Regions from separate parts of the Homo sapiens genome. Here all the other regions are linked to region 2. Evidence: chromatin contacts called from ENCODE Hi-C or POLR2A ChIA-PET data. All regions are on one chromosome and are shown on one strand. Each heading gives the region's core, a stretch centred on a gene start or an enhancer-like site at or near the end of the contact. The rest is flanking DNA. Distances are from core to core; before and after follow the strand shown.

Region 1 (2,700 bases), core at 128-2,627, 46 kb before region 2:
CAAATTTTCTTCTTGGCCCTCAGACTGTGTTCATCCATTCATTTTGTTAACAGTATTTATTACGCATCTACTGTGTACCAGCTACTGTACTAGGCACTAGGTTTGGACCAGGGAACAAACCAGACATGGCCCCTGGATTCACTTCCTATTGTTATTGTAACAAATGACCACATACTTTGTGGCTTAAAAGCACACAGGTTTATTATCTTATGGTTCTAGAGGCCAGATGTCCAAAACGGGCTTCATTGGGCTAAAAACCGAGATGTCAATAGGGCTGGTTTGTTCTGGAAGGTCTCAGGGAGAATCCATCTCCTTGCCTTTTGCCAGCATCTAGGGGCTGCCCACATAACTTTGCTTGTCGCCCCTCCTCATTCTGGCCTCTGCTTGCATGATCACATCTCCTTCTCTGACCCTGCCTTCCTCTTCTGAGGACCCTTGTGGTGACATTGAGCCCACCCAGATGATCTAGGATAATCTCCCCACCTCAAGATCCTTAAGTAATCTCATCCAAAGAGTCCCTTGTGCCATGTAATGAAATGGATTCACAGTTTCCAGGGATTAGGACCTGGACATGTTGTAGCGGCAGGGGCAGGCATTATTCTGCCGACAACAGCCCCAGTTCTCATGAAAAGTATAGCTTAGTGAGAAAAAAAGGTATTAACCAAATAAACATATGCATGAAAATAGGATTATAGATTGTGATGAAGGCTGTGATGGCTAAGAGCCTTTGCTCTTAGCTAAGATGGCTAAGAGTCCTTGAGCAAATGCAAGAGAACAGATTTAGGTTGGAGGGTCACTGGATGGCTGAGTTTTGCAGGTGGGGGAAGTAAGGCAAAGGCCCAGCCACAAGAAGGGGCCCAAGTGCCATAAACAAGGGAAAGTGGCCTCCAGAGAGACTCAGAGCTACAGGGTCTGGTCCTGGCAGGATTTTAGATTTTATGTGAGACTCCATGGGATGCAGTTGAAAGGTTTAGGCAGAGAATGACTTGACCTTTCTTCCTTCCTTCTAGAAGACCACTCTGGCTGCTCTCTTGGGAGGCCTCAGGGTAGGCATGGGGGCTCCAGAGGGGAAGCTGCTTCAGAGTGGCCTGCTTGTCTCTTTGACTTCATCTGCAGCCTCCCAGGTCCTGAGTCATCTTGGATGCCAGAAAGCCCGGAGCCACTCTGCTCTCCTGAGCAGCCCACTCAAGGTCACCAGTTGTTCTTTAGAGCCACTTCTTGATGGTGTCTGTCATCAGCAGGAAGAACAGGTCTCCCAACAATGTCTTTCTTCCTCTTCTGGTCATATGTTTCCCTTTCAGTCACCAGGAACGAGTTGTTCCATGGCACATGGGGAGGAGTCAAGGAGGGCGTTGGCTTCGGGTGTGGAGGCATTTGCTGGTGTCCTGTTGCCTGACACCTGTCCCTTCTCGGACTCTCTGAAGCAGCTCCTGCTCTCCGTTGCCCAAAAAGAACATAGCTGTCAGTGAACCTTTTCTGCAGACACTGAATCCCCCATCACTGTCAGAGCTGTGGAGGGAAAAGATCAGCCAAGTCTCTTGAGAGCCTCGGGTCGTCTTTCCTGTTTTAATTTTAGCCCCTTGTTGACTAATAAAGTAGTTGTATGTAATAAAAAACTTCTGTTATCTAATAGTAAAACAGTCCCTGAAGTCATGGAGGGTGATTTTCTTTTAAAGCTTTGCTCTGTGACCTTGAATAAGCTGCTTCTTGCCCTGGACATCCCATTTTCCAGAATCAAAAATGGACTCCAACTATTTGATATAATCTGGAATTGGACTAAGCCCAAGGTTTTTGCTGTTTCATCTGTGATAAAGAGAGTTGGTTAATTCAACAAATGTGTGTTGCACACTGACTGGTGCAAGGCACAGAACCAGGAGTTTGAGGTCCTGAGATAGTAGGACTTACTCCCTGTCCTGAAAGAAACTATCAATACATTTCAACCTCAGGGAGAGTGTTCCGTCTGCTTCCCCAAAGCAGAAGATTTCATTAGCACTTGGAACTATGTGATTGTCTCGTGGCTATAAATCATTCTTGTCTATTAGTTAAGAGAGCTTAGAAATGTGTTTATTTATCTCACAGCTAATATGAATTCAGCACCTTCAATACACTTTTATCTCGTAATGATGGTCCTTGCCCTTTGAGGAAGGGACTGTTATTATCCTCATTTTACACGTGTGGACAGTGAGACTTGGAGCTTCTACAAATAGCCAAGGGCAGAGCAAAGATTTGACCCTAGAGGATCAGCTTCTAGACTCTAGGCTCTGAGCTACTGTGCTAATATTTGATAAAGCAACTCCAGTGGTGGCTTGTCCCTGAATGTCATCAAATTGTTTCTGAAAGTGGATTCACCAATACAGACTCATCTGACTATATCCCTGCCCTCTTCATTTACTTAAGGACACAAATCTCTGTGTCCCCTGCCCCCAACACCGCTTGGCCCCCTATTCCAGGCACTATTCCCCAATGGAGTAAGTGCTAATGTTAGAAACCTTTAAGTGTCCGAGACCCCTGGCCTCTGGCGAGTAGATTAGAAGTAAAAGGAATTGTCAGGGAACTGGCAGTGAAGTCCAGAAAATTTCTTTTATAAAATTTTTTCCTAAATACAGAGGTTAATTCATGCTTGTGGTAGGTAGAATAATTCGCAAAAGATGTCCATGTCTTGATCTCAGAATCTGGGAAGATGCTGCTTTACAGGACAGT
Region 2 (2,700 bases), core at 101-2,600:
AGAAATTGAGCCTGTAGTCCCAGCTACTTGGGAGGCTGAGGCAGGAGAATCACTTGAACCCAGGAGTCAGAGGTTGCAGTGAGCCAACATTGCGCCACTGCACTCCAGCCTGGATGACAGAGCGAGACTCTATCTCAAAAAAAAAAAAAAGAAAAAAGAAATTTATTTCTCACAGTTCCAAAGGCTGAAAAGTCAAAGATCCAGTGCTAGCATGGGCAGATTCTGGGGAGGGCCGTCTTCCAGACTTTTGACTTCTCCTTATATCCTCATATGGCAAGGAAACAGCAAGAGAACTAGCTGGAGTCCCTTTTAAAGGAGCACTAATCCCATTCATGAGGCTCCGCTCTCATGACTTAATTATCTTCCAAAGCCTCACCTCCTAATACCATCACGTTGGGATTAGGATTTCAACATACGGAATTGGGGACACAAACATTCAATCCATTGCAGGTTGGTTCTAGTTTGGGATTTCAACAGATAGGTTGCTTTAACATTCTAGTGCATGTGTAGGGGTGAATATGAGAATTCATATCTGTTGGGTACTTACTTAGAGGAAGAATCGCTGGTTGTGGATTTGTATTAGTCCGTTTTCACGCTGCTAATAAAGACCTACCGGAGACTGGGTAATTTATAAAGGAAAGAGGTTTTATGGACTCACAGTTCCACATGGCTGGAGAGGCCTCACAATTATGATGGGAGGCAAAGGGGAAACAAAGGCACGTCTTACATGGTGGCAAGCAAGAGCGCTTGTGCAGGGGAACTCCCCTTTATAAAACCATCAGATCTCATGAGACTTATTCAATACCAGGAGAACAGTATGGGGGAAACTGCCCCCATAATTCAATTATCTCCACCTGGCCCTGATCTTGACACTTGGGGATTATTACAATTCAAGGTGAGATTTGGGTGGGGACACAGCCAAACCATATCAGGGTTATTTGTATGTATATTTCACTTTAGTAGCTGTGCCAAACTGGTGCGGTAGTTTCTCCAGAAGCTCTTGAGGTCATACGGGAGTGAGAGAAGCAAAGACTTCAGCAGCTGCTGAAGGGAAAGAGGTTGTAAGGAGGGAAAGAAGACAAGGCGTGGAAATCTGAAGCTTGAGACTTTCCTGCAGTTACCCTGAGCAGGAGAGTCCAGGGAGTCTTGGAGCCTGTTGGCGGTGATTTGCTCTGCGGTCTGCAGTGGGGAGGGTATTTTCTGGGATCTGGCCTGTGATGAGTGTAGGTGGCTGTTCAGGAACTAAGTACCCAGGGGAGGGACTCTGCCCACAGTCTCAAATATTGAAATGTCAACATGGAGTAATTGGCTGCTCTGCCCACCCTTCCTCCACCTCTGCTCCAGCAGCCACAGCAAATGCCCTGCCTGGGACAGCAACCTGGGGGATGCAGGGTCAGCCCTGACTCATTCTGGGCTGCCTCCTGCCAACTGGCTGGGTGACCTCCTCAGACATGTGAATCAGACTTTCTGTGAGTCAGCTACCCGGGGACTGTCGCCTTAAGCAGATGAAGAAAAAAATGTTAGTCAAAGATCATGGGTGGCTATCAGTGGCATTTTAGATTAGTATACGGATGGGTGGACAGATAAACAGTTGTGATATGTGTATAGATATATCACTTATATATATTTGTACAAGTGTATGTGTGTCTGTTTACTATTTTATTAATCACTTAACAACTTTTTATAATAGCCAGTGATCTCATGGAAAGTTACCATGAAATGTACTAGGCATAGAGAGGTGCCTACACCTTTACATGCCTGATTTCATGTGGTTCTCCTGACAACCCAGAAAGGCAGCAGCTGTTGGCCCCATTTTGCAGATAATAAAACTGAAGCTCAGAGAGGTTAATGCACCCACCCAAGGTCACACAGCCACTAAATGACAGATCAGGATTCTAACCCGTTAGTCCTACTCTAAGCCCCCATGCTCCTAACCACTGTGCTATACTTCCCACTGGATGCCAAGGCCTGTTTCCAACTCTTTTATCTCATTCAATCCTCGTATTCAACTACAGGGTTAAGTATTATTAGTTTCCTTTGATCGATGAGGAAACTGAGGCCCAGAGAGGTGAGGTAACCCACCTCAAGACATACAGTAAGTAAGGAGCAGAGCTGGGATTCTGAGATCCCTCTGATGCCAGCGCTCTTGCTTCAACCACAGGAAATACAATCTCAGCAAAGCCCAGTACACAACAAGGGCTCAGTAAACACCAAATGAATGAACACAATGCCAGGAGTATTTTAGCAATAACATCACAGGTTAAAAGAGGAAAATTCAAACTGTGATTTTGATGTAGATGGAAAATTAATTTTCACAGTGACGTTCTTTCTTCTTTTGGCCCACATTGGATACTCTGAGCCAGTCACGGTGCTAGGGGCTGGGAGTGCTATGATGAATCTAGAATTCATTCATTCAGTGACAGCTTGTGGGTGCCTGCTCTGTGCGTGCTGGGAATTGTGCTCACTGCGGAGGAACAGGACAGATGAGCATACAGGCAACTAAATGAGAAGGTGTTACTTTCAGTGCATAATGTCCTTTTTCATCCTGTCATTCATCTTAAACTACTGGTCCTCGAAATGAACTCAATGAGGCTGAACATAGTTTGAAAAACTCTTTATCTAGACAGGCGTCTGGTTTGGGGGTGGTATTACTGGTGTTTACACATCCCTGTCCAAACAATTGACTGCATCGTTTGCTGA
Region 3 (2,836 bases), core at 257-2,756, 46 kb after region 2:
ATTAGCCAGGCGCGGTGGCACATGCCTATAGTCCCAGCTACTCAGGAGGCTGAGGTGGGAGGATCACCCAGGAGTTTGAGGCTGCAGTGAGGCATGACCACACTACTGCGCTCCGGCCTAGGTGACAAAGCAAGACCCTGTCTGATATGGGTTGGCCGTGTCCCCACCCAAATATCATCTTGAATTGTAGCTCCCATAACTCCCACATGTTGTGGGAGGGACCCGATGGGGGGGTCATTGATTCATGGGGGTGAGTCTTTCCCATGCTGTTTTCATGATAGTGAATAAGTCTCATGAGATCTGTTGGTTTTATAAATGGTAGTTCCCCTACACAAGCTCTCTCTTGCCTGCCGCCATGTCAGACGTGACTTTGCTCCTCCTTCACTTTCCACCATGATTTTGAGGCTTCCCCAGCCACGTGGAACTGTGAGTCCATTAAACCTCTTTCCTTTCTAAATTACCCAGTCTCGGGTATGTCTTTATGAGCAGTGTGAGAACAGACTAATACCCCGTCTCTAAAAAATAAAAATGAAATTCCAATCGTGAGACGGTAGACTTCACGAAGGCAGAAATTTTTATCAGTCTTGATCACTACTATATCCCCAGTGCCTAGGAGACAGCACATAGTAGGTGCTCAGGATATATTTGTTGAATGAAGAGACAAATGAATAAAATGGCAGGGCTACTTGTTGTCAAAGTCTCATGTGGTCAAAGCCAGAAAGAACATTCTGATCTGTGCATATATGAATATAAGAAATATTTGCCGACTGCTATGTGATGTGCTCTGTGCCACACACTGGAGGTATGATGGTGTAAACAAGACCCAGAAGGTAGAGCTCAGTCTGGTGGATACATCTGACAGATGAACAGGCAATTCTGGAGTCCCCTTTATAGCATCCTGCTGGAGTTATTTAATTGATGAGAAGCTCATTCGCTCACAAGGCAGCATACTCTGTGATTCTTATAAGAATATTCTTAGCCAGGCGTGGTGGCTTATGCCTGTATTCCCAGTACTTTGGGAGGCTGAGGCAGGTGGATCACCTGAGGTCAGGAGTTTGAGACCAGCCTGGCCAACATGGCAAAACCCCGTCTCTATGAAAAATACAAAAAAATTAGCCAGGCATGGTGGTGCATGCCTGTAATCCCAGCTACTCGGGAGGTTGAGGCTGGAGAATTGCTTGAACCTGGGAGACAGAGGTGGCAGTGAGCAGAGATCGTGCCACTGCACTCCAGCCTGGGCAACAGAGCGAGACTCCTTCTAAAAAAAATTATCTTTACTAGAGACAGCCACCACCACCAGGGTGCAGTCACCTGAGCTTAGAGCCCTTCCCTTGTCATCTCAAAGCCCCACTCTGTCCCCCAGGCACCTGCCCTATGCCTGGCTTGGGAGGGCCCCATGGCTAACAGCCCAGCCAGCTGCTTGCTCCCTTCTCATCTCTGCTTGACAAGCCAGGCTGGCTGAGTCACAGGCTCAGCTTCTCCCAACCCACGTGGGGTCTGGGTCTATGCCAGGGGGATGAGCGCCTGCCAGAGTGCCCGCAAGTCAGACCAAAAAGAGCCCATGAGCTTCACTGAGGATCAGACCTAAGAACATTCTGGAATCCCATGCTCTAGCTTGGAGCTCCCAGAGGGCCAGATGGCAGCAGACAGGTATGTAATTCTACCAGTGAGAAAACCAGGGCATCCAATGTGTTGGGGAGAACCTGCATTGCCTGAGAATAGTAATATAATAATTATTATTGTTATATGTTGTCATGGCTAATTATTGCTATTTATTGTCACGGTTAATTATTAAAGTGGACAGCCATGTCTGCATTGGTCACTGCTATATCCCCAATGCTTAGAAGGGTACCTGGCACATAATAGGTGCTCAGTGAGTTCTTCTGTGGAATAAATGCGTGAACAACAACAATAATAGCTACTTCTATTTGCTGAGCACATAACACAAGGAATTAATATTTATTTTTGTGGGGGTTTTACATTTGTCTGTCTCCACCACAGGGGCATGAGTGACTGACTTTGGTTTTTTGGGGTTTTTTTTGTTTGTGTGTTTGTTTTTTGAGACGGAGTTTCACTCTTGTTGCCCAGGCTGGAGTGCAACGGCATGTTCTTGGCTCAGTGCAACCTCCACCTCTCAGGTTCAAGTGATTCTCCTGCCTCAGCCTCTTGAGTAGCTGGGATTACAGGTGCCCACCACCATGTCCGGCTAATTTTTTTGTATTTTTAGTAGAGATAGGGTTTCACCATCTTGGCCAGGCTGGTCTCGAGCTCCTGTCCTCAGGTGATCTGCCCGCCTCTGCCTCCCAAAGTGTGTGAGCCACCGCACCTGGCCAACTGACTGTTTTTACAAGAATATTGTTCCTGTAAAAATTATATCCCCAGCACAGTGACCCATGTCTCGTAGGTGCTCAATAAATGTTGTTGAATAAAAAGGCAGGTGCTGAGTATTATCTCATTTATTTTCACGCAGCCCAGGCAGGGTGGGAGCGCCCGGGAGCACATTTTTAGAAAGGAGAAATTGAGACTAGAGAGTAAAATGACTTCTGAAGGTCACGCAGTTTGTGAGACTCAAATCAGAGCCAGGATCTGAACCCTGTGCACTTGCGGAACCTGTGTACTCCTCACTGCTGAGTCCCGCTGCTGGCAGTAAAGACAAAGAACAGGGTTGGGGGCCTTTGGCAAGGGCTCCCAGGGCAGAGTGGGGCTACTTTGGTACTCCCTCATCCTGCCCTGTGAACCCAAGTCACAAAGCCTTTTCCATGTGATGTCCCATTTGGGGTTCACAGCAGCTGCAGCCAAGCCCAGAGAGGTGGAGTAACTTGCTCAAGGTCACACA

What was found. A loop is a pair of places that touch in the nucleus more often than their neighbours do. ChIA-PET counts read pairs that join two places held with the same protein, here RNA polymerase II (POLR2A). Pooled maps may share reads with other maps.
Region 1: a map of gastrocnemius medialis shows a loop between it and region 2 (8-fold over the local background). The contact joins two enhancer-like sites. A Hi-C loop is called at or near these places in 3 of 168 maps with a recorded cell type or tissue (breast epithelium, gastrocnemius medialis and psoas muscle) and 2 of 50 pooled maps.
Region 3: a loop to region 2 is called in a map of gastrocnemius medialis, with 4 times the contacts of the local background. The contact joins two enhancer-like sites. A Hi-C loop is called at or near these places in 2 of 168 maps with a recorded cell type or tissue (PC-3 and gastrocnemius medialis) and 4 of 50 pooled maps. POLR2A ChIA-PET finds 5 or more read pairs at or near these places in 1 of 52 experiments (H1).

The regions. Positions count from the first base shown.
Region 1 is chr12:117,532,513-117,535,212 of GRCh38, reverse strand. The region is part of intron 10 of KSR2 (kinase suppressor of ras 2); the gene reads left to right. Among named protein-coding and RNA genes, the nearest start is that of NOS1, 170 kb to the right of the region's middle. Within about 2 kb of position 1,377, at least 2 of the 41 ENCODE cell types and tissues checked have a DNase peak (open chromatin) inside an H3K27ac peak, as active enhancers do; they include gastrocnemius medialis and psoas muscle, where a contact is called at or near this core.
Region 2 is chr12:117,486,151-117,488,850 of GRCh38, reverse strand. The region is part of intron 14 of KSR2 (kinase suppressor of ras 2); the gene reads left to right. Among named protein-coding and RNA genes, the nearest start is that of NOS1, 130 kb to the right of the region's middle. Within about 2 kb of position 1,350, at least 5 of the 41 ENCODE cell types and tissues checked have a DNase peak (open chromatin) inside an H3K27ac peak, as active enhancers do; they include gastrocnemius medialis and psoas muscle, where a contact is called at or near this core.
Region 3 is chr12:117,440,546-117,443,381 of GRCh38, reverse strand. No RefSeq gene overlaps it. Among named protein-coding and RNA genes, the nearest start is that of NOS1, 80 kb to the right of the region's middle. Within about 2 kb of position 1,506, at least 4 of the 41 ENCODE cell types and tissues checked have a DNase peak (open chromatin) inside an H3K27ac peak, as active enhancers do; they include gastrocnemius medialis, where a contact is called at or near this core.